Linked DNA regions of Homo sapiens: region 2 is linked to region 1. A link is an interaction called in ENCODE POLR2A ChIA-PET data of the cell type or tissue named here. Cell type or tissue: GM12878. All regions are shown on one strand. Links, peaks and the distances in the headings refer to the core of each region. The heading gives the core; the rest is flanking DNA.

What was found. Peaks named below come from ENCODE experiments on the same cell type or tissue, not always from the same donor. Only the 100,000 strongest peaks of a DNase experiment are listed, where the experiment ranks them.
Region 2: POLR2A ChIA-PET joins it to region 1 with 7 read pairs; 4 of 35 experiments call an interaction of 5 or more read pairs at or near these places.

The regions. Positions count from the first base shown.
Region 1 is chr3:4,824,893-4,840,953 of GRCh38, reverse strand. ITPR1 (inositol 1,4,5-trisphosphate receptor type 1) reads right to left here. Exons shown (of 62, transcript NM_001378452.1): 61 at 4,019-4,180. It overlaps LOC124906209 (a long non-coding RNA gene), which reads left to right. Exons shown (of 5, transcript XR_007095795.1): 3 at 9,936-10,007; 4 at 15,092-15,208. Among named protein-coding and RNA genes, the nearest start is that of EGOT, 81 kb to the right of the region's middle. RefSeq lists enhancers at 6,012-6,281, 15,909-16,061. In GM12878, for the core only: no CTCF peak of the experiment used is centred there; a DNase peak (open chromatin) is centred at 9,653; H3K4me3 peaks cover 823 bases; H3K27ac peaks cover 2,126 bases.
Region 2 is chr3:4,937,326-4,953,386 of GRCh38, reverse strand. The region is part of intron 1 of BHLHE40-AS1 (BHLHE40 antisense RNA 1); the gene reads left to right. Among named protein-coding and RNA genes, the nearest start is that of BHLHE40, 34 kb to the left of the region's middle. RefSeq lists a silencer at 7,205-7,369. In GM12878, for the core only: no CTCF peak of the experiment used is centred there; no DNase peak of the experiment used is centred there.

The DNA of each region.
Region 1 (16,061 bases), core at 7,189-12,188:
TTCAAGCACTTCTTGTATTCCTAGCAACAGCAAATAATGGTCGCTGTCCTATAGGAAGCCAGTCATATTTTCAAGAAAGTTAGCCCTTCTTAGTATTTGCTCTTTTGCATTATGAAGAAAACATGCAAAAGATTTTTAAGTTCTTACATTAGTTCTCCTCCTTGGAATAAGAATGTAAGAGAATCACATTTAGTGTTCAGAATCTCTTGGGAGGGGAAACTTCAAGATGAGAGGCATCGTTAAATAATACTTAGAATAGCAATCCTAACCAACCATTCTTGGCAATAATAGAAAAAGTGACACCACTAACCATAATTTTACTAATATCCTAACAAGAACTTTTTTCCCTCAGATTGATACATAACGAAACAATCAAAGAGGTAAATAACAGTAAAGATTTAGACCAAAGTCATCCACATTTAAGCTATCGTTGCTCGAGTCTGCTGGTTTTTGAATCAGAAAATCTAAAACAAACAACAACAACAACAAAACAAAAAAAACCTCTAAGTAATGGAGCAATTTTTGTGTTTTCTAGCACTTTTACTAGTGAATGGTATTCTTTCATAGCTGTTTTAAAAAATATCACAAGATTTCTTGGTCATTAATCATTCATGGAGCTTTTATTTTTTAATTCAAAATTTTTTCCCACAAAGGGCAAGAATTCTCACAATTACTATTTAAGAAAGAGCAGCTCTGTAACATATCTGCATTTTTTAATATCTTTTGCACATAAAGGGTTTTTAAACCTTTATGATTGCTATAACCAAACTTAATGAAATTCAAATCTATTCAACAAGTTGATTCTCAAATGCATTAAAGGTTTGTAGGACGTTACATAATCAAAAGAAAACACTGACTACTTCCTTTTAAAAGATGCAAATCCCCCTGCCCCCTCAAAAAAAAAAAAAAAAAAAAAAAAAAAAAGCAGCTATGCTGAATTTTTCCTGTAATTCTGAGTACCTTAAAACTTAAGTAGATCAATCCTGGTAAAAGCACTTGAGAATGTACTACTGGATTCTCATGCTTCTTTTTAACTTATAATATCTTCCAAGAAAAAAAACAGTTCAAATTCATTCACAGGGGAAGGGCTTTCTGAAGAGTGGTTCCAACTGCCAACTTCAAAATAAAAAATGCATAAAAGGCTGGAATCAAGCAGTTTAAACCATACTGGTTTTAATGTCACTTAATGAACCTTAGTCCATATGTAATCAAATTTTACATATTTTGTTTAAACTAAAACTTTGGCTTATCCAGAATAATCTTATCTTGGATTTTAGAAATGCCAAGTCTCTACTATGCTCACTTGTATAAAATGACAATGAATGTATCCTCCATACCATTTAAGTATATGATGCGACTTGACTTCTGAAACTTCAAGCTTTTTTTTAAAAAAAGAGTAAGAACTTAAACAGTCAACCATGAAAGGCAAACAGTACAGTGACATAACAAAGCAAATAAAAACACACACACACACCCCTGACTGGATGATCAGGAGCTCCTGCCCTGGCAATGCCTAAGAACCTTCTGGGCTCCTTTGGTATCCTCATCAAGAAAATAAGGGAATGAGGTGAGATGGCATCTGAAGTCTCGGATACTGTCCTATACCTCTATTCTTTTTTTTTTTTTGAGATGGAATTTCACTCTTGTTGCCCAGGCTGGAGTGCAGTGACGTGATCTCGGCTCACCACAACCTCCGCCTCCTGGGTTCAAGCGATTCTCCTGCCTCAGCCTCCTGAGTAGCTGTGATCACAGGCATGTGCCACCACGTCCAGCTAATTTTGTATTTTTAGTAAAGACAGGGTTTCTCCATGTTGGTCAGGCTGGTCTCGAACTCCTGACCTCAGGTGATCCACCCTCCTTGTCCTCCCAAAATGTTGGGATTACAGGCGTGAGCCACCACGCCCGGCACTATACCTGTATTCTTTACTCTAATTCCTCAGCTCAACTCACTCCTTTGATGAGGCTCAATGGTTTGTAAAGTGTGCACTGAAGCAGAGTCAGAATCACTCTTCGTGAACAATTCAAAATAACAGATTCTTAGCTCTGAAAGGACAGATAGTGTAGGGAGGCGTTGCCTGGTTTTACCACCACAGAATGCCCATTAATAGTTTGTTTCAGATACATTTTAAGAAACTCTCTAGTAAATTGGTAACACCCAGTTTCTCAGATCAACTGAAACATACCCCCAAAGAGCCTCCAAGTGTGACAATGAGAAGCAGAAATGAGTGAGCAAGAATGAATGCCACTCGCATTGGCATGTGAGAGCTAGAATGCCTCACTGTTGCAATTCCAGTACCACGGGTGTGAAACAAAGATCCTCTGTTTCTTTGGAAAATGACACCAGATTTTATGGAGAACTGAAGTGTTCCTTTATTTAAGTATTAGTTCAGTGTCTGTAAGATTTTTTGGCACCTAATTTAAACATCTGATTTAACTGAGATTCTTGTAGCCACAGTTATCTCAAATGGGAGAAGAAGATAACTAAAGCTTGCTGGATGTGTAAAGAAGTTCACCTCACTGGGGGGTTGGGGGGGCAGTGCCAGAAGCAGCTGTAGCCACCAATGTCCTCATGAGTCCTGCAGAACATCTGCCAAATGTTTCACGGCGGGGGGCGGGTAAAATGTTAATATTAAGCAAAGTAATCTAGTTAGATCTTCATTAGTTTTACTTATTTAGGTTATTACTCATTTTATGTAGCTACCAAGCTCAGAGCTATAGACAACCTTCATAAATAAGGCCTTCTTTTCCTACTAGTCTTTTTTATTTGCACCTTAATACAGACGAAAGAAAAGAACTTGAGGCCAAATGGTATCTCAGGGCACAGTTTGGAATAATTTAGTTTGAAAAGAAATATTAATATAAATCTAAGTATGATGATTAAAAATGCTCTGTAAACCATCTCCAGTAAGAGCATTCTAGATGCGGTCTTCATTAGTTATCATCTTTGTAAGAGTGATAAATCACCCGTGGGTGTACCTTGCAACTTACCTCCAGTGCAGACATGGCCCATGCCTATTGCTGTGCAACACTATAATCTTGTCTATGGAGTTGATTAAAGAGCTTTCAGAAACTCACATAAAATGCTGAACTGAACATGATTATCCCAGTCACTTACAGAAATGCACTAATAAAACCAATCAGGGTCTTCTCACCACCCAGGGTACAAGTCCTTAATACACAGCTGCATCCTATCACTAGATAACCACCTGGTGACTGTGGCATGTTCATTTTAATGGAGTCAAAAGGGCAGAAACAGAGTACGCACGGTTTTGTATAAACATGTCCCCTACAACTTACTTTAAATTGGAAACTGCCTGTTTCCAATTTAAATTCTGCCCACAGTACTGCCCGCATCCTGCTTCCTATCCATAAGATAAGGGCGAAGCATTTATCTTACGGATAGGAAGCAGGGTGCAGGCAGTATTTCTGTGGATGGTTGAGGCCTGTGAGATCAGGGAGTATGTCTATATTGTTCACTGTTTTATCCCCAACACCTGGCATAATTCCTGTACTATGATAGCCACTCAGTAAGCCACTGAGAAAAGAATGAAACCAAAAGGGCTTTTCCATGACTATGGTTTAGCCTAGGATGCTGAATTTAAATATATGGGGTGAGGATTTGACAAGTCTGAGGGCTAGGAAGCAAAACAAGAAACAGCTTTTAATCTTCCACAGTACATAAAGTAAAAAGGGTATGGCTTTATGCATAGTGGTTTTTGGACAGTACTTCACTGAAGTAGTCTGCATTTCCCTCCTTTTTTTTGGTTTTGTTTTTCATATTAAAACCATGTCCTGAGCAGCACTGAAAGTAGCACCATGGCTTTATCCTGGAAAAGGGCAGTGAAGGGGATTGGGGTGAGGAGACTGGAGGAGTGAGTGGGTTTGTCCCCTGTTGCCTGGCTCCCTTTTCCATCTAGATGAAGCACTACTGATTTTCCTCATCAGATTTGGTGTGGTGATAGTGGGTGTGGGTGGGGATAGTGATGGGAGGGTAGGCGCTGGGATTTTCTTTCTTTACCTGATCCTTTAATTCCGACAGCTGGCCAGAAAGGTTCGTGACAAGTTTCATGGTGGACTCCAGCTTCTCCTGCAGGTTTCTCAGCTCATTCTGTTCTCCTTCAGAATCACTGCTGACCAATGACATGGCTCTCATCCTGGGGAACCAGTCAAGGTTTCTTTCCTAGAATCCACATTAAAAAAAAAAAAAAAAAAAAAAAAGACTGAGTCACTTCTAGAGGTAAAAACAAGAAAGGCCAGCTTACCGTGCCATGTTTCCTAACTCTCATTAGGTTATCTCCTTCTATGGCAGAACTTATGTGCTGTGTATTTTTTTAATTGCTCAGTAGCTATCTTTTTAATTGCATACAATGGAACTCTGAATTCTTAGAGGAAGCCACTTTAAATTTAAATATAGGGGAAATATAGGTTCTAAACAAGAGTCCTAATCTCCAAATCTGAATACTGCCACTGCTGCTCTGATCTTTGCAAATTACATGGCTGATGAGTTTGGTTTTTTTAAAAAATTGTGGTAAAATATGCATAACATAAAATTTACCATTGTAACCATTTTAAGCATACAGTTTAGTGGCATTAAGTACATTCACACTGCTGTGCAACCATCCCCATCATCTGTTTCCAGAACTATTTTTTTATCTTCCCCAAGTGAAATTCCATCCCCATCAAACACTAACCCCATTCCCGCCGGCCCCGGGCAACCACCATTCTATTTTCTGTCTCCATGAATTTGACTGCTCCAGGGGCCTCATATTATGCTGTGTATTTTAAAATGCATTATACTGGGAAAACCTTTTGCAAACACTTGAAGTGAAGTGAATTTTAAGGTCCCAGGTGTTCTGTCACTTAACAGATACGTGTGCATGTATGCGTTTGCGTGGGTGAGGAGATCATTAAGAGGCTGAAAATGGGGAATAGGCTCTTCTGTCAATGTCCCCGTTTATGAGCTTATAGAAACCACTCCTCTTGTTTCCTTTTCCTTCCAGCCTGAAGTGGTTGATGGGTGCTGGCAACTAGCCTAAGAAAGGCCCATTCAGTTTCCTCCCCCGTCCATCCCCATCCTTTTGATGTCTATAGCTTATGCCTGTAAACAGTATTTCTCACTACTGGTTAACAGAATGGGACAACTCCTCCTCCCACCTCACTTCCTTCTGCCCACATATGCCTTTCTCCCAAAGAGCATGCCGCATACATAAGTTCTGTACAGAGAGGCAGGAATGAACAGTAAGAAAAGCTTAGCATGAGACAGGGGGAAGAAAACTGACTCATTCCACATGTCTGGTGTCATTCTCACCTGGACCAGTTTTATCTTGTAAGGATACATTTAATGGTCTTTCTAAAACAAATCAAGCCCCCTCCCACACACACACACACTCACTCGGAATGCTGGATAATTGTTGCTTTGTGTACACCGTGGGGGTCGGCGACATTTTGTGTGTCAATATTTTCAGCTTTGTGGGCCACCTGGTCTCTGTCACAACTACTCAGCTACTCCGTTATACCCCCCAAACAACCAGTAAATAAATAAATGGGTATGTCCATGTTCCAATAAAACTTTATTTACAAATGCGGGCAGCAGGCTGGGTTTGCTCACCTCTGCTGTATACAATAGAAGGCATCAATATATTTAAAATAATGAAACTCCATGAGACATGTCTAAATATTACAACTCAAGTGAGATCATTGAGCTGTATCTTGACCTAGGGCCATCTAGCAATATAGAAGCCCTATAAGAGAGCTAGATGAAAAATATCACAAGCAGTCATACCACATGGACAACAAGGTGTCATAGAGTGTTTGCTTAAGATACTGGTGGGTGGGCGGGCAGGGTCACAGTCACTAGTTTGTGAGCTTTATGAAGGCAGGAACCACCTTAGTATACTGACTAGAGCATAGTAGACATTCAATATTAATAAAAGCTTGTGGAAGGACAGAATGATATGCAACTCTTCTTCTGCATGCACCCTAATAACAAATGCTTAAGTAGTAAGCCTGAGCTGCTTATCGTGACTGCTGGAGGAGAAAAATGGCAATCTCTACCTTCCTATACCCTGAATAAACACTTCATTCATGTGTCTTAACATTAGCTTATATTCATCAATTTCCCACCACAGAGCAATGGGCAAAAGATCGTTAAAAAATATTCCATTTCAGAGATGACTAGCTGAGAAACCCAAAGTGCTTCCCCACCTGTAACCAGTTTTCTCCCGTGCAGCTGCAGTGGCCTATCGTTGACTGTACTCATCTCTCCTGTGTCAATCCTTCAGACACAGCCACATCTTCCCACCAAGGAAGTAGCCCATGTTCAAGGACTATGCAACTCTGAGGAGGAAACCTCATTTTTCAGAAGAGGGCACACATAGGCGACAGGTCACTGGTGATCACTCACTCCCACTAGGGCGAGGGGAGGAGGGATGACGTGGGCTGGGCTGCTGAAGCCACAAACCAAAGCACAGCTGCAGAGAGATCACTTAGCACGAGGCCCTGGATACTCACGGTGGCTGCTACCTATTTTTGCAGACTGACCTCAATTGAGGAAAACAAATTGAAGAAAAAAGATACAAAGTCCCACTTTGGATACAACAATGTTGAGGATACTACAGTGAGCAACAGAGACATGGTCACTGCATCCTGGACCCCCTCAAAGGAGAAACAGTTTTGATACCTAAGTATGTGATAGAATTCCTGCCATCAAAGTGCTTACAATTTAGTCAAGGAGAGTGACCATCTAGATTTTCTTTTTAACAGGCCAGTCCTGGTGGCTGGTGCCTGTAATCCCAGTGCTTTGGGAGGCCGAGGTGGGTGGATAGCATGAGGCCAGAAGTTTGAGACTGGCCTGGGCAATAGAGTGAGACTCCATCTCTATAAAAAATAAAAATAATTAGCTCGGTGTGGTGGTGGGCACCTGTAGTCCTAGCCACTCGGGAAGCTGGGGCAGGAGGATCGTTTGAGCCCAGGAGGTCGAAGCTGCAGTGAGTCATAATTGTGCCACCGCACTACAGCCTGGGTGACAGAAAGACTCTCTGAAAACAAATAAAAAACTAACTAAGGAATAATGCAGGCTATGTTGTATCTAGGAGCGGTAGAGAGAGTAGTGTCCAAGTAAGACCCAACAACCAGTGACTGATTGATTGGCTAAAATCCTCTTCAAGCAAGGCTTGGCCCTAAAGAAGGTTAGCCCTTGGGCAAGCATGAGGGCATTTCACAGAGGCCACTGGCACAGTGAGGCTCCAGTGTGGCTGGAGCTGGGGATGAGGGCAGACAGGCAGGAGCAGCTTGGACTGTTGAAGACTAGAGGGAAACAGAAGGAAGCAGGAACTCTGTGAAAGGCCGCCGTGCCTTACCAGACCAGGGGAGAGGAGAGAGGATGGACATTCACAGTCCTCACTGCTAGCAGTCGGAACTCACCTGTAGCTCACTTATTACTGACATGCAAATGAATCTAAACTGCCTAAAATGTTAGCGAATCCATCTAAAATCTGGCTTTCAAATCCTTCATATGTTCATTTGCTTAGCAAACCTTCTATAAAAATAGAAAACACACATTTCCAAACAGAGTCCACATTAATGAGGCCTTCGAAAGACTCCAGAAAACCAATGCAAGAGTCTGCACATAGCCGAAAGTTTAAGGAACAGTTTCTCTCCCTCATTCCTAATAGCAAGTGACCAAATGACTACAGATTAAAATGAGAATTTTCCTCACCTTCTTTCATGCCATATGTACCTCCTGGCCCTCTAGGCAATGATTTCAGAAGGGTCTTTGAACAAATAAATGCAAAATGCACAGACTTTCTCCATTCAACAGCTTTTTACTGAACTTTTACAATATCTGTGTCCTGCATGGGGTTGAGCGCTGAGGATCTAAAGATGAGAAAGACAAGGTCTCTATTCTCAAGCTGCTTTAGTCCAAGAACTGTGGTCACCGGCCAGGTCTCAATGCATAGTTCTTCGCCTCTGTGGAGCTGCACGGAGGCCCTACCTCCAAGGGTGAGTGTCTAAAGAGTGTGTGCTGAAGACACGAATGGGGCCCATCAGCATGCCAAGGGCCGCTCCTGGCATCTCTGCCCCTCGCCTCAGTGGTGGTGGAGAGGCACTGATGCCCTGCGTCTTGTGCTGCTACATGGCGTACCTGTAATCCTGGGACTTGATGGCCCCACCCAAGGGGTACATAAAGCCATAAAAAGAAATAATGCATCTTTTTAGAATGTACAATATCCATTTTAATCAATGGTAAATGATTGAAATATTTTTATATTAAATTCAAAAAGTTACGTAGACCAGATAGAAAGGTCAATTTATTTTTTTGAGACGGAGTCTTGGTGTGTCACCCAGGCTGGAGTGCAGTGGCGCCATCTCAGCTCATTGCAACCTCTGCCTATCTACCGGGTTCAAGCTATTCTCATGCCTCAGCTTCCTAAGTAGCTGGGACTACACGCATGCACCACAATGCCTGGCTAATTTTTGTATTTTTAGTAGAGACTGGTCTTGAACTCCTGACCTCAGGTGATCCAACCACCACCTCCCAAAGTGCTCAATCAAATGTTAAAACACGGCGTTTCAAAGAAGGTCATACTTTGTGCAGGCCACATGGGCCATGTGCTCCCATCCTAGGGATAAAGCCTCATTCTCCATTTCACAGGAGGCCTTCAATGCAAAGATAGCAAAAGGATTTTCTGGTCCAGAAATTTATCAATCACCACCACACAGAGTCTCCCCCAGTGCCTCCCTTAATATCTAATAATGAAAAGCTGGGCTACGAGGGATCCCACTGGCAAGCATTCTTATCTTTTCTGCACTGAAGTGGGGGAGAGCCCCAAATTTAGGTGTTACCAGTGTTTTAATTAAATAATCATCCTGGGCTGTGAAATTAAATCTCAAATTACCAAGAAGTACCTGGTAGTTAAAATTAATTAGCAATTTTAGCCAAGCTGTTCTCTCAATTTCCCGTTGGCTTTGCATCCTGTGCAGTAGGACAGGCTCTAGTGTGGTATAAGGTTCCCCACCAACAGGGTCCCCCTCTGCACAGAGAATCTAAATCTCAAAGTGCAAATGTTTAGACTATAACCCAGTTACTGGAATAGGCACAGAGAGAACACCTGAATCCAATTACTTTCTCTCTAGCTAAGACTTTCATACAAAACTCTGAGCTTGTTTGAGTGCTGAATGACTCCAGTGAAGCCTGTCACCCACGCCTCTCCAGCCAGCCAGCGTCTGAAGGCCTAGAAATGTTTGCAGAATCTTGCCTGTATCATCTATTCAAGATCAAAAACGTGTCTCAGTGTCTTGGCTTCTAATGGATTTTTGGAAAAGTCATCTTCAGCTAAGACGCTTTGTCTGTTGTGAATTATCTTGGGGTGTGTGTGTGTATATGCGGTTGGGAGGGGAAGGTGGGGAGAGGATTACGGGGTCACTGAGCATCTGTCGGCCGCATCTGCCACTGGGTCTGACTCTGGCTTCAGTCTGCTTTGCTTCACTCACTCCTTGCTGCTGGCATCTCACATACCGATGTCATTAGGCACTGTCTGCCCCGGTCCTCCTACAATCCAGCCAGTACAGTTCCCGTCACAGCAAGTGCTTCCTCTCTCGGAGCAGACAAACTAACTGAAGCCACAGCCGGAAGCAGGCTGACCACAAGTGCTAAGGTTCTGGTTAGTTCTTTTCTAGGTAAAGTTGGAAAAGTCCCTGCGAAGGCAAACACTGAAGTTTTAGATATGGGGGTGGTACTGACCAACCTCTTGAAATGTCCTTGACTGGAAAGAGGGAGAGAGACAGAGAGAGGGAGTGAGTGTGTGTGTGTGTGTGTGTGTGAGAGAGAGAGAGAGAGAGAGAGAGACAAAGACAGACAGACGGAGGAGGAAGTTGGATTGTATGATGCAAATGCGAATCATTCTGAGAAGTGGGGTATTTTTTTTTCTTCCCAGGTTCAAAAGAAGAGGCTGTTCTAAGAAAGACTACCGAGTAATCAATCACCTCCTCAGAGAAAGTCTGCTCAGGTAGAGTTTTACGTTTACCACCTAAACGATGGAACATTTTTGTGGAATCTTTTATAGCCAAATCAGAGAATGAGGCGTTGAGGGTGAGGGGGGCTTGAGGGCAAAAGAAAGGGTCATGGGGGAGAAGATGGGTCCTAGAAAAATGGTCTTGTTGCTTTCTCTGCCCTTGAGAATCCCCTCTGGGAAGACGCAAGGAGGCGAAGATGGTCTTTCCAACTCAAATGGCAGCTTCATGTCTACTGCTCTCACTAGGCAGGAAGACAAACTGGATGTTCTCAGAATGCCTAGGGATGCTCAGGTGATGGAAACGACTAGAAGGGGGTACGGGGTAGGCCTGGAAACAGAGATTTGGCCTCCCCATGTATTTAAACCCTCAGAAAATGTCAGGAGGAGGAGGCTTGAAGATAATATTTATGTCTTCAAAAGCAGGAATATGGGACACTTAACGGACTTTAAATCATTTGTCCCTTTTATGAGCTAGGGTGATTATTTTCATTGAAGAGGAAGAAAAAAAAATTAGTCTTTAGAGCTAATTTTTCTAAGATCACAGCAAAACAAAATGAAACCTAAACCCTCCAAAAACAAAAACACAGAATCTGTTGGTTTTGGTGAAAAAATAGTCATCTTTATGTTCAGTAGCTCTGAAATGCCACTTAATAATATCTATTATAGGCCAGGCATGGTGGCTCACGCCTGTAATCCCAGCGCTTTGGGAGGCTGAGGTGGACGGATCACCTGAGGTCAGGAGTTCGAGACCAACCCGGCCAACATAGTGAAACCCTGTCTCTACTAAAAATACAAAAAAATTAGCTGGGCATGGTGGCATGTGCCTGTAATCCCAGCTACCCAGGAGGCTGAGGCAGGAGAATCGCTTGAACCCAGGAGGCAGAGGTTGCAGTGAGCCGAGATGGTGCCAATGCACTCCAGCCTGGGCAACAGAGCAGGACTCCGTTTCACACACACACACAAAAAAAAAAAAAAAAAAAAAAAAACTGTTATACATGTTTTAAAAAAAACCCTAAAAAATGGATCCCATCTTTGGACACAGTAAGATCAGAGACAGCCTGAGGCTCAGGGGGAGGGAGGGAGGGAGTGATAAATAGGAGGTGTGCAGAGGATTTTTAGAGCAGAAACTATTCTGTGTGATATTCTAAAGGTGGATACGTGTCATTTGAATTGGTGAAAACCCACAGAATGCACAACATGAAAAGTAAGCAGCAAATGATGGAGGGACATTAATATCAATGTATCCAATATTGGCATATCAAATCTTAACAAACAAACAGGCCACAATAATACAAAACGTTACTAACAGAGGAAACTGGCAGGAAGTCAGGAGGAGAAGGGCATGTATGAGAACTCTGTACTTTCTGCCCCATTTTTCTGTAAACTTCAAACTGCTCTAAAAAATAAAGTCTAGTAATTTTTTCTTATTAAAAAATTATCATCCTTTTATTCTTTTTAATTTTTTTTCTTCTTCTATCCTGTGAGTCTATTAATTTTTTAAAAATGGGATTCCATACCCGGAATTTGTTGGCCAGCCCCAAATTCAAGGAATTCAGTTCTCTTTGTCCCAAAAGTACAGTGACTTCAGACCACATGCATATTAATATCCCTGTATTTCACAGGTTCTGTACATTTCTGCCACAGCCTTGTGACATTAGTGTGTCAGTAGAAAAAGCAATGGCCTGTAATAAGAAGAGTTTCAGTTGTGTGTATACAGGACGGTGAATGAGTGTATAAGTCAGCTAGCTCACCAACCTGGTCTATTTTCTTTCTTTCTTTTTTGAAAGAGATCACCTCACCAGCTACCTCACTGGGTTACTGTAAGGATCAGATGGCTATAAAAATGTCCCACAAACTGGAAAGCATTATGCAAAAGTATTATAAATCAGTATGTCATCTGCCTAGAGCTGGGATAGAGTCAGCACTGCAATCCACGTATTGACTCTAATTTCAGTGCTCAGCTCCTGGGTAAAGATAGTTCCTTTCTTTCTTTGGGATAAAAATTTTAGGGATACTGATTTCTCTTTTTACCAGCTAAGCCACATGAAGGGTATCCAAACGGCATAAATCAAGGTGTCAGTCTGGTTCTGTTTTTGAGCTCTGAATGACATTACCAAAACAGGCCACATTATATAATCTTCAGCTGGACTGGAATGACCAATCACCCTTCCCAGACTCCATAGTTGTTCTTGGATGATACAGCGCAACAAAGATGGGCTCATCCCAGCAGAGAGAACCACACCCGTTTCTGATGAAATCCCTAGGAAGAGCCAGCCTCAGAATAATCCTTTCAAGTCATTCTGGGGCCACCGGTGGAGGATTTCCTGGGCACCCACAGGGTGCCATGGTGCACAGGGACCATGGTACACAGGGTGCACACTTGCTGGGTCCTGGGCACCTAGGCTGCCAGGCTGAGGAAACCAGAGGACAGGAGGAGAAAAAGGTGGGGCCGGCCACCCGTGCTGGACAAGGGCAGGGCGAGCCCATTTGAGACTCTGAATAGAGAACAATCAGGCTCACTCACCCTTCTCCCCACATCAGCATCCAAGCTGGCTTATGACATCTCGCTTAGGCAACTTCCCCTGCACTTTCAATTAGCTAAGAAATATGCCAGAACATTCCCAGTGGCTATGTATGAGGATTTTAGCAATTTTCGTGGTTTTCTTCTATTCTTTTCTGGATTCCAGTAGTATTCAACTTTGATCCATTACTACTTTTATACAACAATGCATTGTGTTTGTTTTAAGCCTAGGGAAACATCTTTCCAAAGTTCTATGCTGTTGTTTCGGGGAAAGATACATTTATCTTTGAAAACACACACACACATCCTCACCAATAAGCTGCTTCAACGCAACCACGTTCCATCTCAGCTTTATCATCTGATGGGCTTTTATACTGGAAAGCTCTGAGCTGAAATGGTTTTACTCAAGGTCAGTCCCGCCTAGACACACCGAGAAAGAAGTGATGGAAGATGTTATCCGTCTCGCCATCTACAGGACTTCATGAAGAACTGAGAAGGGTACCAGCACTGTTATTGACTTAAGAGTGGTTTGGAAGAAAGGTTCCACACAGCTAGATCTCTTTAGGGGGAAAGAGATCATCGGCCATGTGGATGGTCTCCAAATTCCTTAACCCTTTCCAAACCCTCCCCTTTTCTAACCAGCCCCTTGTACTCTGATCCCTGACTCAGACCCTAAGGATCACACCTTCCTGTTTCATATTTCACGAACTCCTATCCGCACTCTGAATGTTGCTTATTGGAATCTTAGACCCTACAAAGGGCACAAGAGACCCTTTGATTCAACTTCCTCATTTTATAGGTGGTAAAACTGAGGCCCTGAAGAGAGAGGATTTGTAAAAGGTGGAAACTCAGTCTAGTTCACCTTGTATAGCTTTCTCATACAAATGACTATCCCTAAATACTAACCTCTTTTCCTCATTCTCACATTCCCTAGAGACATGACAGTAGGCTTCATTGTAAAGACGCAGGTTTTAAAGAACTCTGAATATATATACCTGATGTAGACAGTCATATTCAGAACATTTTCCAGGTGAGAGCAGTTTTATAAGTGCATTTTTATGGTGACACACTTCTCAGTATCATATACTATAGTCCAGCTCTACCAGACACAGTCAATATTTAGAATACACAGGAAATGAAGGAGTTGAAGCAGGGGAGTTACAAATGTAGTTAGGACGTCTGGAAGTAAAGGGCAAGCCGGGCAGCACGGTGGTGGTGCTGTCGGGGCAGGAGCAGGAGGGTGGGTCAGGGTATGGGCGGTGGGGAGAAAATGTACTTTTGGAGCTTATCAGATCTGCCAAGTTGAGGAAAACGTGCATGTATGCAGGTATTTCATGTGTATAATAAGCATGTACAAACTCATACATCGTTGGACGAAGTAGCCAATGGGGAGAAGTGGTTTCATGCACAGTGAAGCGAGTCTTCAGTGGCTGACGGAACAATGTCTGTGCATAACCCTCATGTCCTGCACAGTCTCACAGACTAGACTCCTGGGTATACCTGACTCACGCCCCATGCTCTCCCTTAGCACACAAGCTCCTTCAGGGAGGATCATGGCTCTGCTCAACTCATTGTTACAAACGGCACCTGGCACACCCTCCACGAAGGTCAGAATGTAGGAAATTCGGAGGAGAGCACTGGGAGGTCAGTGCAGAACCGGGGCCCAAACGCCAAGTGCCTCACAATGAAAGGAAAGTGCCAGTGAAGTGCTGCACGGAACAAGGGGTGATTTCATCCTCCCTAGACTAAAGGGCAGAATGTGTTCTAAGGCTGGGTGGGGAAACTTAAGCTCAGCAACTGCTTTGTGCAGCTGCCACTGACACGAACCCAAGCCCAAGTGCACAGGGTGGGGTGAGAGAGGCCTGGCTGGCTGGCTGGGCGGCGAGTCCAGTGACGCTGACACACTGTTTCCAGCCACCGGGAAGCCAGTGCCAAATCCCTCTTCACTCCTCCCTGCTCCGATATTCTTGACTCTGCCGTGGTGCCAGCTAACTTCAGGGGGCATTCTGGGAATCGTATTTGGCAGGCAGCACAGGCTGTATCCTCACCCATGGTTAAGGGCTTGTCAGAGCCCAGGTGACATTTTAACCAATGCTCGTGGCCTCCCAGGTTAGGCCACAAGGAAAGCTGCTGCTCAGCACTACCAATGTTGAAATATCAATATTCTAGGAACATACCTAGGCACTCCCTTCCTGCCAGCATCCTCACTGGAATTCAGAATAAAAGCCCAAACCCATCATCGTGCATCTGCACGAAGCAGAAGGTGTCCACGGCACTTTATCAACAGCCAGGAGCTGCCTGCTTCATGCACAGAGGAGGTGCACAGGCGGGCAGAAAGGTCAGACCAGGGTTAAGTGCACGCCCTGTTGGACTCGCCCTTCCTCTCTCCTGCACCTAAGTGCTGTCTGGCAGGGACTCCAACTTCTGAGTTCCTTAAAGTGAGACGCCCCATGATGGCTGTGTGAATTTTCAGGCTCATTTCGTGGCTCCGGTCACTGCTGCCACCATCTTTTCCCCCAAACCTAGGTCCTTACTCTTATCTAATCATGATCTGCAGGAAACTCTCCTCCCACCAGCCCCTGCACTTGGTTCCTTGCGTTGCCTCTGGCTGGAAGCTGTTGTCCCCAACTTCAGAAAGTGTCTGCAGATTTCACAGGCTCTCTCTTGGGTCAAGGTAAGACTTCAGCCAGTTCCCCTTTTAAACAGAAGGTAGTGACACGCAGGTATTAAGTTTCCATTTTGATCTTTTGCCCTTGTTAACACGTTGCTTTCTGTATTTGCTTCCTGTGTCATCTTATCAAATACAGATAAGCACAAGGGCCAGATGTCCTACTGCTTTTGAATCTTCTCATAATGTTTCCTCATAGATGTTTAGTAGCACTGAATTAGCTAATAGAACTTATTTGCTTGGAAATGTTACCCAGGAGGTGCTTGTCAGGCAAAAAGGCTCTTTTGCATGTTACTTTTTTTGAAGCAAATTACCCGCAGCTCTCAGGAAAGCATTTTTCAGGAATGCGGGCTCCTGGGCTCTCCCCTCCTAAGCAAAAGCACCCCACCACCTCCTGAGAGCATCCCACTTGCTGCCACATTGAGCCTACTTTTGATCTGGAAAATTGCTCCTTTGCTTCTGGATCCTGTATAGCTAGTTTCTGAAGAGGTCAAGTGAACTAACCCGTAATGGAACAAACTGGAAAATCTCCAATGGAATGTTGAGGGCAAGGAAGAGGGAGCAGGAGAGGCAAAGAGAGAAAGTAGGGAGGTGTCTACCCCCACTGTGAGAAAAACTCAGCACCAGGCTTAAAGGATGATGGAGCAGACATTCTCATGTGTAATTATTAGGGAGTTAAAGTCGTTCAGATGAGTCACCTGGGTGTGGAAGCTCCAGTCTGGCTGTGGTTGTAGTGAATCGTCCTTCTCCTTTTACTTTGACACCTCTCAAATCTGGCCACCAAAGGACATGTCATTCCCTGTTTCAAGCTAAGGTGAGGGTAGTGAAGTTTCTCATATTTCAGCAGGTCAAAATTAAC
Region 2 (16,061 bases), core at 4,081-9,080, 120 kb before region 1:
CTTTTGGACTGGAGACTTGACCCTCAAGAGAGAGGATGCAGTGTGACTCACTAGAACTAAGGCAGTAAATTAGCCCACTTGGTGGTGAAAACCCATGCTGTTTAAGCCAACCCAAACCCAACAGGCATTTTCCCCATCCTTATCCAGTACAAAAGAGCTTTTGTCCTGGCAGAACTCGAGGAGGCCTCTGTATACAGACCTGATGTTATGCCAACAACATCTTGGAAAGGTATAAAATATCTGCTTCGTGAAGCTTTTGGTAAGATTAATAGTTTCTCCCAATATCACTGAGTGTTTAGGAGTAGAATCCAAGGTTCTCCTCACCCAGAAAGGATCTTTAAGTCGTCTCCTCTGCTTTCGTGTGTCACAGTGAAATGGTTCCAAAAAAGCATGCAAACATAAACACAGAAACGGCGTGGAAACTTGGCAGCCTTTGATCTCTAGTGTCTGCAGTTTGGAGGGTAAGGTTTACCCTCCAACCTGCATTCGTCTATGAGGATGCATGGATCCTTATAGATTCAACCACTTGATTATAGAAATTATTAAATGTATTACAAACATCTTATGCGCTGGTCGAAATGTTTTGTCATCAAGGGAAAATAGGTATTGTTACTTAAAATGGTCTGGTCTAATGAAATGCAAATACCAAAAGAGATGGAATATTGAAAATGTTTAAGAGGCAAGATAAATTGATAATTTAATGGGATAGTGCAGGCATAGTCTCCATTTACACCAGCATGTCAGATGAGGTCCTGAGAAACACAGAAAGATGTTTTTTCAGATTTCTGGATCTGGAGTGTTAAATTTCTGATGGCAATTCTCAGGAAACCAAATCATTGGCCTGGAAGTTTAAAGATATTTGGTAAACACGGTAGCCATTTTAATTCTGGAAATATGCCCTTTTGGCTTTTTAATTATTTAACTGGACTATGATATACAAAAATGGTATTTTAATATCAGTTGCTTATAATAGTTTAATTAGATTAATGACCAAACAAGTGAAGCTTTGCTCATTATCTAATATTTCAGCATGCTTTCTGAATGGGCATGGTTATCATGCCAACGTAGTATTTAAAAACCATATATTTCACTACATTTATTTAGATTGAATTTACCCTGAAGTATTTTCACTTAAGAGGAAGTGGGGTGGCCGGGCACTGTGGCTCACGCCTATAATCCCAGTACTTTGGGAGGCTGAGTTGGGCGGATCACCTGAGGTCACGAGTTTGAGACCATCCTGGCCAACATGGTGAAACCCCATCTCTACTAAAAACACAAAAATTAGCCGGGTGTGGTGGCGGGCGCCTGTAATCCCAGCTACTGGGGAGGTTGAGGCAGGAGAATCGCTTGAATCCGGGAGGCAGAGCTTGCAGTGAGCCGAGATTGCGCCACTGCTCTCCAGCCTGGGCGACAGAGCATGACTCCATCTCAAAAGAAAAAAAAAGGAGCGGAGTGCCTAAGAGCTAAAAAGACACTGAACTCATGAGTATATTAAGTGCCGCTGAGTATCTGTCACTAGTATAGGGGTGTCCAAGGAAGAGAATACAGTCATGGGTTCTTAGTTTCTCTTTCTGGTTGGGCCAGTAAAGCCCCTTCCTCATCCCTCTTTTCCACTTATCACTAGAGACAGAAACTAAAAACCACGGCTTCAGAATGCCAAAACCTAAAACAAACAAAACAGAACAACAACAACAAAATAAGGCAGGCTGGACAAGCTTGCAACCCTTCAAGATGATTGTTTTCACGGATTTAAAGAAATGGGATAGCACTTTGGGGGGCTGAAGCAGGCAGATCACCTGAGGTCAGGGGTTCGAGACCAGCCTGGCAAACATGGTGAAATCCCGTCTCCACTAAAAATACAAAAATTAGCCAGGCGGGTGGCAAACACCTGTAATCCCAGCTACTCGGGAGGCTGAGGCAGGAGAATTGCTTGAGCCCAGGAGGTGGAGGTTGCAGTAAGCCGAGATTGTGCCACTGTACTCCAGCCTGGGGAACAGAGTGAGACTCCATCTCAAAAAAAAAAAAAAAAAAGAAAAGAAAAGAAACCGGAAGAAATAAAATGGATGACGGAAAGAAAGAGAGTTTGCAGAGTGTACACGCTTTCTTGAACAGTTTTTTCTCGGGCTTTTTGCCCCACCCAGCTTTACTCATTAGCTCTAAGATCAAACAGGACTTTACGTTGGGAGGGACATTAATAAGGAGACTGTACAAATGGAAAAACCCAAAGATCTAAGCAGAACATCCGGTTCAGAGGAGAGACTGCACGGAGAGGGCAGTTATCGTCATAGTGCAAAGGAACACAATTAAAAAAGAGAGAGATGTCAGGGACCTCTCTGATTCATATTTGTTTATTCTGTGATGCTTTTCATGGCTCCTCTTCTATTTATTTTTTCATTATTCATTCACTCATTCATTCAACTTACTGAGTGCCAGTCATTATCCTAGTCATTAGGGAATTCTTTATTGACGTTCTCTTAATCTCTGTTGTTTTCAAGAATGAAGGGGGCCAGGCTCAGTGGCTCACACCTGTAATCCCAGCACTTTGGGAGGCTAAAGTAGGCAGATCACTTGAGGCCAGGAGTTCAAGACCAGCCTGACCAACATGGTGAAACTCCGTCTCTACTAAAAATACAAAAATTAGCCAAACATGGTGGCACCTGCCTATAATCCCAGCTACTGGGGAGGCTGAAGCATGAGAGTTGCTTCAACCCAGGAGGTGGAGGCTGCTGCAGCGAGCCGAGATTGCACCACTGCACTCCAGCCTAGGTGACAGAGCAAGACTCCAACTCAAAAAAAAAAGGAGAAGAAAGAAAGGAAATTGAGCAACTGGCAACTTCTTCTGGTGTGTAGAACAGACTCATTCCATTTGGATTTCCTTTTCCTGAACCAGTCTGAAGGGGCTGCCTGATCCTGCTCCATGCACCAACTGGGTTCCCGTGTCCTTGGCCAGAACTCCATAGAAGGCTCTGCCTTGGGGCCAGGGCCAGGAAAGGCCTCCACAACTCACAACTCTAAAATTGAGCCAGAATCATGACAAAATAGGGGAAAAGAAGATTCAGAAATGTTTGTCGTCATCTTCAAAATGATTACCCCTTCCTTGTTTGTAGAGTACTGATTTAAAAACAAACAACAACAACAAACAGAAACAAAATGATTACCCCTGGTCTGGGCCTGGGATGAAGCAAGGTGACCAGGGTGCAGCATGTAAGGAGACCCTCAGTCTCAGGGTTGTGCTAGTGTTTTCGTGCAAGTAGGTACTTTCTTAGATCTTGCGCCCTAGCTGTCTCCTTTACCTTATTCTAGTCTTGACCCTGCAATTAATTCTTTTCTTTACTCCCTCCACTGCTACCCTGAAGTGTCCACTGTCAGACACATTTGGAAAATATTGCTTACCATGTACAGTATATTCTTCAAACTACTTACAGCTTCTGGTTTATACACAGTGCACGCCTGTCTATTAAAGGCTCTGAGATCTCCTGCAGTAAGGAAATCCTATCTAACCCTGCATTTCCCAAATGTACTGGACTGTGGAAGTTTTTCTTCTTTTTAAAGAAATACTTATTAACATCTCATGGGACATCCAGGGACGCTGGTTAAGAAATACTTTGAATGGTTGTGTATGGAATGTACTCATTAGTTTGAAAAGTTTTCCTTGCTCAATAATAGCTATTTTCTATTCTGGATTTAGATTTCTTTGCAAGTTTCATTAAGCTCTTCAGCATCTGAGAAAGGATTAGAATGTTTATTCACACTCTCCAAATTCCAGTTTATCAGTTCATTGATTCATCAACGTTGATTAAGCACTTACTATGTGCTGAGAATACAAAGGTGAGTGAAATGGAGTTCCTTACCCCTAAGGGGCTAAGGAGGAGCAGAGACTTGCACAACTTAAGTCCAAATGCAATTTGATAATTGCTGTAAAAGCACAACACAAACAGGGAAAGCAGCTCAAAAAAAAAAATCCTTCGATGTTTTTTGTTTTGTTTTATTTTTGAGTCAGTCTGGCTCTGTAGCCCAGGCTGGAGTGTGGTGTTGCGATCTTGGCTCACTATAACCTCTGCCCCCTGGGCTCAAGCAATTCTCCCCACCTCAGCCTCCTGAGTAGCTGGGACTACAGGCATGTGCCACCACACCCAGTGTTTTTTTATTTTTTTGAAGAAACAGGGTCTCACTATGTTGCGCAACTGGTCTCAAACTCCTGAGCTCAAGCAATCTGCCCACCTTGGCCTCCCAGAGAACTGGAATTGTAGGCATGAGCCTCTGCCCCTGGCCTATCCTTTGATTGTTGTACCTCCAGACCAAATTAACTGCTCCTTAGGGAAAAGAGCTATTTGTGATATTTTTCAGTCTTTCCTATCACACCTAGTAGGGACTATGCACATAATAGAGGCTCAATAAATATTCATCAAATAAATATTTGAAGAAGAAAGCTTGCAACTTAACTGACGTACATTTGGTTATAATATCTATTAAAGATCATTCACAAAAACACTTTAAAAAAACATAAACAGAAGGTTGTACTGACCCCTCTAAGTTTCAGTTTCTCCATCTGTTAAACAACAACAAAAAAATAGTCCTAATTTCATGGGGTTCTGCGAGGATTAAATGAGAATGTATGTAAAGCGGCTATTATGTTCCTCAGCATGTTAATGGGTGGCCAATAAAAAACAGTGATTATGACTACAATGCACCGTGCTTTTCATCCACAATGACACACTCTGATATGATGAAAAGGTCACTTGGAGTTTTATTTGGCTCCATGAAACACTCTCTCGCTTGACAAGAATGTAGTGAACACATGCTGGCCAAGAGCCCTAGTTAAGACTACACACCACATACATACACACACACACACACACACACACACACACACAAACAGCACATCACAGCACACCACAGTGCACACACACACACACACACACACTCCTCCAACCTTCCCTTTCTTTCCATTAAAAGGCATCAGCAGGAGGCCAGGCTAAGTGGCTCATGCCTGTAACCCAGCACTTTGGGAGGCCAAGGCAGGAGAATCACTTGAGCCCAGGAGTTTGAGACAAGCCTGGGCAACATAGGGAGACCGCATCTCTACCAAAACAAAAAACAAAAAAGTAGTGGGCATGGTCGTGCACCTCTGTGGTCCCAACTATTCAGGAGGTTGAGGTGGGAGAATTGCTTGAGCCCAGGATGCGGAAGCTGCAGTGAGCCATGGTGGCACCACTGTACTCCAGCCTGGGTGACAGAGTGAGATCCTATCTCAAAAGAAAAAGGCATCAGTAGGAATTCCCCAAATGGTCTGATTTCCCCAACTCTCCAGTGTGAACTTGCTGAAATATAGGTTGACTCCTTCCTTGGAAGGCACTGTTTTGAGATCCAAGCAGGCTTGATAATGAGGAGGGAGAACCCATGAGTGCCCGTCAGCAAGACTCAGCATGACCTTAGGACTGGTCAGCTTTCCCGCCTCCACGAGGCTGGGAAGGGTTCTCTTGGTACCCAGCACTGATTCCTGCTTCATAGTGTAATTAGCTCAGTTGCCTTATCCTTTTCCCTCATCTAAATGCTCCCTGAGAGATGACTTTGAGCCACATTTACCTTGATATTCCTCTCTGCCCCTGCAGTGTTTTCCAAACCCAAACAGGCCTTCAAATTACCTGGGTGGCTTGTTAAACATACAGATTCTCTTGTCAAAACTTCTGGGAATGGGACCCAGAGAGCTGTGTTTGGAAGGCTTCTGGGGGATTTTAGGTGGCCAATGTGATGTTTGGGAAGCACCGGGCCACAGCACTTTGCTCAAGGTTTTGCTCACAGTTGGCCTACCATGTCTATGGAAAGAATGACCAATGAGAGGGTAGGACTTTGAGCAAACAAGGAGACATTTGGTGGAGGGGCGCATACACTTGCATATGTGCCATGTGGTCTACAGAATAGAATTCGGTCTGTGGCATAAGATGTTGCCTGTAGTTCAGAAACAGAGGCCCCAGGAGCCGGAAGATCACCTTCAGGGACCCTGAAGCAAAGCCAACTGCTTCTCATTCTGCCTCCACATCACCCTGTGGAAGGGCACAGCTGTTAATCATAATAATCTGGATTCTCGGAGGAGCTCCAGATTGATATCACGCTAGCCAAAGGATCCCAGGGGAAAGTAGCAGCATTCAGAAATAAATAAATAAATAAATAAATAAATAAATAAATAAATAAATAAAAGTCTCCTGGCACCCATAAATAAGATATCAGGATAGGAGCCTGATTGGCCCAGCTAAGGTCCCACACCCTTCCCTGAGCTAATCACTGTGACTAGGGTGCTGGGGTACATTGTTGGCCAGGCCTGGATTACTTGCCCATCCTTTGGCCCGGGGACAGGGTCGCATGATTGGCAACCACAAGAGAAGCACATGACTGAGGAGAGGCAGTTCCCTGAAGGTGTGGTTGCTACTGCCAGAGGAATGTATCTACTCCAGACTATGACCTTGACTTGCCCAAACAACTGAAGACACCAGCTAGCCCCAAAGGGAGATGTCCTATCCCCCAGGCAAAGCTTCTTAAGGATCCCCATTGAAGGAGCCTTCTTGAAGTAACTTCAAAGATAGTGAGTTTTTATTTCCTGAAGGTAAAAGCTCAAAGCAGACATATTCAGACCTAACATTTTTTGGAAGTCTCTTATTTCTAATTAAAAATAATGTTCTGGCCGGACGCAGTGGCTCATGTCTGTAATCCCAGAACTTTAGGAGGCCAAGGCTGGAGGTTCGCTTGAGTCCAGGGGTTCAAGACCAGCCTACGCAACATAGGGAGATCCTGTCTCTATAACTTTTTTTTTTTTTTTAATTAGCCAAGAATGGTGATGCACACTTGTGGTCCCAAGCTACTCAGGAGGCTGAGGTGGGACGACTGGCTGGGCACCACTGCACTCCAGTCTGGGAAACAGAGCAAGACCCTATCTAAAAAAAAAAAAAAGAAAAAAATCCCAAATTTTTATTATGAAAAATTTCAAACCTACAGAAAAGTTGAAAACATAGTACCAACACTACCAACATTATCCTTAAGTTTCAACAATTGTTAACATTTTACTACATTCACTTTATTTCTTTCTCTCTTCACACACATATATAAAGAGAAAGGGACACAAACAAAAACACGTGTATATTTACTTTTTTTTCTAAACCAATTAAGTGTTAGTTGTGGGTAGGCTGGGCGCGGTGGCTCAGGCCTGTAATCACAGCTCTTGGGGAGGCCGAGGCGGGTGGATCATGAGGTCAGGAGATCGAGACCACGGTGAAACCCCGTCTCTACTAAAAATACAAAAAATTAGCCGGACGCGGTGGTAGGCACCTGTAGTCCCAGCTACTCAGGAGGCTGAGGCAGGAGAATGGCGTGAACCCAGGAGGCAGAGCTTGCAGTGAGCCGAGATTGCACCACTGCACTCCAGCCTGGGGGACAGAGCGAGACTCTGTCTCAAAAAAAAAAAAAAAAAAAAAGAGTTGTGGGTAAAACGACACTTCACCCTTCAATACTCCAGCATATATTTTCTAAGAACAAAGACATTCTCCTACATGACTACAATGTAATTATTGAACTCAAGATGTTTAACATTAATGCAATGTTATTATCTAACATATAGGAACATTATGGAACATAATCTATATTCAGATTTTTCCCAAATGTCTCAATAATGCGCTTTTTTTTTTTTTTTTGACAGGGTCTCACTCTGTCACCCAGGCTGGAGTGCAGTGACATGATCTTGGCTCACTGCAGCCTTGACCTCCCAGGCTCAAGCAATGCTCCTGCCTCAGCCTTCCTAGTAACTAGGACCACAGGCGGGTGTCACCACGCCCAGCTAATTTTTGGTATTTTTTTGTAGAGACAAGGTTTCGCAATGTTGCCCAGGGACTGGTCTCAAATTCCTGACCTCAAGCGATCCACCCGCCTCAGCCTCCCAACGTGCTAGGATTACAGGCATGGGCCACTGCGCCTAGCCTCAGTGATGTCTTTAAAGTGTTATGGTTTGTTTCCCTCCTGCTCTGGTATCCAATCAAGGATGCTTCATTGCATATCGTTGTCGTATTGCTTTAGTCTCCTCTCTTTGTCTCTCACACCATTGATATATTTGGAGCTCAAGTTCCAGTTGTTTTGCCAAACGTCCCTTAATTTGGAAATCTATGGTTTTTTCCTTATGGTTGGAATCAACAATTTTGTCTGGAATACTATATACTTAGTGCATCCCCTCAGGGGCACATGATATAACTTACTTGGTGATGTTAACTTTGATCACTTGGTTATAATCATGCCTGCCAAATCCACCATTATAACACTCCAATTTCCCTGTATAATAAGTAATTCACGAGATCATGTGAATATCCTGTTTTCCAACAACCTTCCACCCAATGGTGATTTTTGTCTGAATCAATTATTAGTATGGCAGTTGTGAAATGGTGATGTTTCTATCCTTTCTTCTACATTTATTACTTAGTATTATTCTGTTAAAAAATTTCCCTCCACCTAACATTAATTTTTACATTTTTAGTAACAATTAGTAATAATGATGCATAAAAATCTATTACTGTCTTTATTCATTTTGATGTTTCATATTATCTGAAATGTGGCCAAAATACCTTCAGGCTGGCACTCCTGTCCTTTTGAGATAGCCACATCAGCTTTTGAACGTGTCCTTACTGTCTGTGAGAAGATGTTCCAGACTCACACTTGTACTTTCTTCTCCCTAACTCTGGAAACAGTCATTTCTCCAAAGAATCCTGATTCCTTATCATAGAAAATGATATTTAGAAACCAAGGTATAGGTGGAAGGTGTGCTTATTACTGTTGGAACGACACTACTCCCAGGCTCTGTAAGGAGACAGAGCCAGGGAATACTTGTCTGTATATATGCATGCACGTACTGAGATATAGCCACACATATCTTCAAATACTTCTATATGTATCTATACATATTAAAAACTCAGTTCATACTGGTAGCTCCAATTCCAATCCAACACTATAGAATTCATTCTATTTTTCTCACTTTCCATATTTGCAACTCAGTTCTTCAACAATGAGAAACCATTAGGAGAGAAAAATTAATTCTGCAAACATTATATCCCTAGAAGATCAGTAATAAAAAGAAATAATGCTCAACACACAACATGGATGAATTCTGAAAAATTATGTTGAGCAAAAACATTAGATACATGAAATAATCAGATATACATTATTGCATATTCCGTTTACATTCCATTTATACAAGCAAAGGTAATTTATGAGAATACAAACCAGAAAGTGGTTGCTTCTGGAGTGGGTGGGAGGATTGACAGGAAAGGAGTCAGAGGGAAGTTCTAGGGGGATGGCAGTGTTCTACAGATTGTGCTCAGTGGTGGCTACACAGATATATTCAACTGTCAACACTTATGGAACCACACACTTGAGAGCTGTACATCTTGTTGTACGTCAATTATGCCTTAATAAAAAAGAAAGACATAAAAATCTATAAATTGCTCTTAAATGGAAAGTTATTAAGCTTAACTCATAATAAGAGAATGCAAATTAAAACACTGAGACACCACTTTCATCTATATCAGTGGCAAAAATCAAAACCTTGACAGTACACACTGTTGGTGAGGCTGGGAGGGAAATGGGCATTCTCACCTGCTGGTGGGAATGCAAAAGAACAGCCCCAGTGAAGGGGAATTTGGCAATACCTAAAAAGAGCTATATTGACCCTTTGCCCCAGCAATCTCGCTTTTGGAAATTTATCCTAAATATGTATCTAAAGCTAATTTTCCCTACATACTCAGGTCTATTTCTTCACTTTTCATTCTTTTCTACTAGTCTACTTATCCTCCAGTACCACACAATTTTACTTCTAGAGGTCTTATAGTATGTGTTCATGTCTATTAGGGTTACTTCTACCTCTTTGTCTTTTTTTAGTTTTTCTAGCAATTCTTGTGTGCTTTATTTTAAATAAATAAGTATATATATATATATGTACACACGCAAATAGGTATTATATATATTTGTATATATGTGTGTGTATGTATATACCCATACAAATAGATATAGGCATTAAATAAGTATATATTTGTATAGGTGTATATACACATACACTCACACCCCATACAAATAGGTATATATACACACATACATATATATACCTATTTGTATACATATATACACATATACAAATAAAATATATATACATATATACAAATATAAAAATAAGTATATATACTTATTTAAAATAAAGCACACAAATAGGTATGTATATATGTATATGTTTATATATATGTGTATATATAAACCTATTTGTGTGTATATGTATGTGTATATATACACAAATATGTGTATGTATATGTGTGTGAATATGTATATATATATATTTGAAGTTTTGAAACAAAAACTTATTGGTACTTTTCATTGGAAATGCATTAAATTTATAATTTAAGAATAAGTAACATTTTTATGATAGTCATACTTTCTGAAAACAAAGGATGTCTTTCCATCAAGTGTATACTTATATCTTTTAAGAATGTTTTACAGATTTCCTCTTATAACTTTTGCACATTTCTTATTAATACCTAAGTTTTTATCTTTATTATTGTTGCTATTGTAAATGGGGTTTTTGCTTTCATGATTCCTTCTAACTAGTCGGTCATTGTTTGTGTATATGAAGCTATTGGTTTCTGAAGGTTAATTTTATACCCTTTTATATTATTGAATTACTTTATTGTTTGAGTTAGTTTTATCATTTAACCTCTTGGGTTTTACAGGCATACTACCATATCATCTGGAAATGTACATAGTTTTACTTCTGCTCTTTCAATTCTTATGCTTCAAATTGCTTCCTTCTGCCTAACTGCATTGGCTGATACCTTCTATACTGTGTTAAATAGTAGTAGATATACTTGGCATCCTTGCCATATGTCTGACTTTAGTGAGAATGTCACCAATTTTTTCCAATTAAATAAAAAGTTGGCTTTTGACTTAAGTATTTTTATTATGTTAACCATATATCCATCCTCCTATTTTATTAAGAATTTTTTATTTGAAATGAGTGTTGATGTTTATCAAAATCCTTTTCAACTTTTATAGAAATTATTATATAACTGTTCTTACATTAATATGATGAATTATTTTAATGAATTTGCTAATATCAAACCATTCTTGCATTCCTGAAATAAACTCTACTTGATCATGATGTATTTCTAAATGAGGTATTAGATTCTGTTTGTGAATGTTTCATTTGTTTTTTTGCATCAATATTTGTAGGTTAGAATGATTTATATTTGTGTGTGCATGCACTGTATTTGTTAGGTTTAAGTATAAATGTTAATCCTGCTTTATAAAAAATTTAGAAGCCTTTTTCTATTTTCTATGCTCTGGAATAATTCATGTAGCATTGGTACTATTTGAATTTTGAAGGTTTTCTGGAATTCTCTTGTGAAACTGTCTGAGTGTGATGGCTTTTAATGGGGTAGTTCTTTGAAACTTTCTTTAACAATTCTTTGGAAATGTGTCTGCTTAAGCATTTTCTCTCTCCTGGGGTCAATTTTGTAAAACTGTATTCCTAGGAAGTTATCCATTTCAAAAGTTTTCACATTTATTTATGTATGATTATGCAATGTAGTCTCTCATGATTTAAAAAAATTCCTCCATGATAAAAGTTATTTGTCACTTTTCTTTTTTATAGATTTATGTTTTCTTCTTTGTTTTCTTGATTAGGTTGGCTACTGTTTCCCTCTGCCCAAGGAACCACCATTTTAATTTATGTAGTTTTATCATTTTCCTGTTTTTTTAAGCCCTTTAATTTCTACTTCAATATGTATTATTCCTTTCCTTATGTTTTCTTTTGGTTGATTTTGTTGTTATTTTTCTAGCTTATTTGAGTTGGAGTTTAATTCACTTGTTTTCCTCTTTTTATTTTTATTAATGTAAGCATTTAAGGCTATGAATTTCCCTCTGATCACTAGTCTAATGTATCCCATAAATTCTCATATACAGTGATTTCATTATTATTATTATTTATTATTATTTTTTTTTCAGACAGGGTCTCACTCTTCACCCAGGCTGCAGTGCAGTGGACCAATCATGGCTCACTGCAGCCTCTACCTGCCAAGGCTCAGGTGATTCTCTTGCCTCAGCCCCCTGAGTTGCTGGGACTATAGGTACGTGCCACCATGCCCGGCTGATTTTTGTATTTTCAGTAGAGACAGGGTTTCGCAATGTTGCCCAGGCAAATCTCGAACTCCTGGCCTCAAACAATCCACCTGCCTTGGCCTTCCAAAGTGCTGGGATTCCAGGCATGAGTCACTGCACCTGGCCTCATTACTATTCTTTTTTAGAAATGCCACCATTGCAGTTTTTATGCCCACTTTCACCTAAGTGTTTTTTTTTTTTTTTTACAGGCTCATATCTGACCAATCCTCATTGTTGTTTAATAGACAAGATTTAAATTTTCACCTGTAAAGGCCTTTAAAATATTTTGTAGCTTTATTGTATTGTGATAAGAATTATGCCTTATTTTTATTTTTATTTTTAGAGACAGGGGTCTTGCTATGTTGCCCAGACTGGCCTCAAACTCCTGGGCTCAAGTGATCCTCCAGCCTTAGCTTCCCAAGAAGCTGGGACTATAAGCACATACCACTATGCCCAGCTAGAATTATGTTTTAAAGCACTTAACAGTTAAAATGTTTTCCTCCTAGAACATTTAAGTGCAATTGACACGGGAAGATGTGCTATATTCACCTGGTGGCATCTCATATCCTCTGGCTTACAACCACATATCTCTGACAGCGTGTTCAGCATTTTTTGGGTCACACTTTTTAAAGAGTAAAATCAGTTCTTCTCATAATGTTCTAGTATTACCTTTTAAAAAATGGTTTTCATTTATTACATATGTATTTTTTTAAGAGACAGAGTCTTGTTATGTTGCCCGGGCTGGAGGGCAGAGCCTATTCACAGGTACTATCACAGCACACTGCAGCTCTGAACTCCTGGACTGAAGCGACCTCCCACCTCAGGCTCCCGAGTAGCTGCGACTGTAGGTGCACCACCGCACCTGGCTAGTATTACCTCCTTCTTCTTCTTCTTTTTTTTTTTTCTTTTGAGACAGAGTTTTGCTCTTGTTGCCCAGGCTGGAGTACAATGGCACAATCTCAGCTCACTGCAGCCTCCACCTCCTGGGTTCAAGCAGTTCTCCTGCCTCAGCCTCCCGAGTAGCTGGGATTACAAGTGCATGCCACCAAGCCTGACTAATTTTTTTTGTATTTTTAGTAGAGATGGGGTTTTGCTATGTTTGCCAGGCTGGTCTCAAACTCCTGGCCTCAGGTAATCCACCTGCCTTGGCCTCCCAAAGTGCTGAGATTACAGGCATGAGCTACTGTGCCCAGCCAGCTAGTATTACCTTCTTATCAATAGAATGATAATGTTTGATTAAAATGATCTGGTTATATCAGACCATATGGTTCACTAAAATACCAACCTAAAAATATATATGCCTTCAATTTTCTTGTGGTTCAATAATTTTATGAGAACCTAAATGCTTCCTTTTTTTCCCACTTCACTGAGAAAATTTTATCTCATGCAGTCTTTGTTTTACTGTATACTAAAGGTCAACTAATGGCCTACAGTTCTACATTAAGAGCAAAATGATGGCTGTATTTACCAAAACCTAGCATAAGACCTAACAATTTATGAATGTTTAATGAATATTTTTGAAATTCATAAGTGAATATTCTAATATAGATTATAGTTTACTTTTGTAAAATAACAGCACTTTGATAGATCTTTAAGTAGTTAAGTATGATTGCTTTAATCTTACTACTAAAAACCATTTTCTATCATATTTGTAATCTAAGTTTAATGGGTTGTAGTGCCTTTTAGCTTAAGTGCAGTGGATTGGAAACAGCATTTTTAAGGGTGGGTGTCAGAAGACCTAGAGTTTTCTCAAGCTAATGGGAGGAAGGAACTGTTGTCTTTAAGTAATGAATCATAGATTCTTTTTTTTTTTTTTTTTTTTTTTTTTTAGACGGAGTTGGAGTTTTGCTCTTGTTGCCCAGGCTGGAGTGCAATGGCGTGATTTCAGCTCACTGCAACCTCCACCTCCCGGGTTCAAGCAATTCTCCTGCCTCAGCCTCCCAAGTAGCTGGGATTACAGGTGCCCGCCACCATGCCCGGCTAATTTTTTGTATTTTTAGTAGAGATGGGCTTTCGCCATTTTGGCCAGACTGGTCTCAAACTCCTGACCCCAGGTTATCTGCCTGCCTCGGCCTCCCAAACTGCTGGGATTACAGGCATGAGCCACCATGCCTGGCCAAATCATGGATTCTTTAAAGTGATGTCAAGAAGATAATTCTTGAAAGGATCAAAGGATGGCTTCACAAGTCACCAAACATTTCCCTTAGGTGAGGGTCTCCAGACAGAATGTGGAATGAAACACAGTTTTGACAAGCAAACCTCTTAGAATTGTGTGATGGTCTGTAACATTTGGTGAACCATGCCTCCTGGTACTTACACCCTTTCATAACCCGCTCCCTTGAATCTGGACTGGCCCTGGGGCTCATTTTAACCAATGGACTGTGATGGAAGTAATGCAAGCTCCAGGCCTAAGCCTGTCAACTTCTGCTTTTCACTCTTGGAACCAGCCACCATGCTCTAAGAAGCCCAAGTCACATGGAGGGTGGGTGTCAGAAGACCACACAGAGCAGTGCCAAGGCACTCCAAGAGTGAGCCATCTTGAATGTATCACACCAGACTGAGCCCTTAAATCATGGGTGGTCAAACAGTGCCTTTCAGTGAAATCTGGTCCGCCATCTGATTTCTGTAAATCAAGTTTTATTGGAACACAGCTACGCCCTTTGATTTATATATTATCTATGACTACTTTGTCACAACAATGGTATGGCTGAATCATCATGCCAGTTGACCATATGGTCCACAAGGCCTAATGTATCTGTTATTTGGTCCTCTATGGGAAAGTTTGCTGAGCCCTGCCCTAGATGGCTGCAGCACCAGCTGGCTTCATGTGATGAAGAAATGCCAACCTGAGCCCAATCCACCCACAGACTCATGAGCCACAGTACAATGGTTGCTGTCTTAAACCATTAAGTTTTGGGATGCTCTGTTATATAGCCACAATAGTGACAAATTATACAATCCAATATCTGAATTGTATAAGCTTGATGATTTCATAGTTTAAATTTTTATGCTCTTTTCTTTTGTTTTAACTCTTTGTAAGCTTTATTTAACATTTTCTAAGTTGTGTTATCCATGTGTCATTGAAACTTCTCTTACCAAGGCAACCTTCTCCTTGTTGTTACATTCAATGGAGGTTTTTCAGTCTTCACCTCATTTGACTCTTGACCAACATTTGACACTGTTGAACTTCTTGGTTCCTGAGATATTTTTCCCTTTTATTCAGTTACAGCATTATCTCCAAGCTTTCTTTGGTTTTACAGGAAGCTCCTTATCAATTTTCTTTTGGAAATTCTGCCCAACACTTAATGTTAGAGTTTCTCAGAATTCTGTCTTAGATTTCATTCAATATTCAAAAGATATATATTTTTTAATTCATAAGTGAATAATCTACATATAGATTATACTTTATATCATTTCTATGTAGAAATACAAATTATTTTAAATTATAATTTGTATTTTTACATAGAAATTATATAAACTATAACATAATGTACTTTATGCCAGGCATTTTTCTAGGTACATTGGATACCTTAATAAACAAAACAGGCAAACAAAAGTCGTTCCTGCCCTTGGATAAATTTTTAAATGTACACATAATAAAATAAATTTTTGCAAAAGCTAGAAGTTGATAAGTGCTTTAGAAAAGAAAATCAACAGGGAAGGGGAAGGGAAGTAGGGAGTACGCAGGGGAAGGGGAGGGCAATTTAAAGAAGGGTACTCAGAATAGGCCTTTTTGAGATGATGATATTTGAGCAAAGCCTTAAAAAAGGCAAAAGACCTGACATGTACCTATGTCAGCATTTCTGGCAGAGAGAGTAGTATTTCAGAGACCTGAAAGCAAGGAGCATGTCTGAAAGGTTTGAAGACAAGAAGGTTGTCCCCTGTGG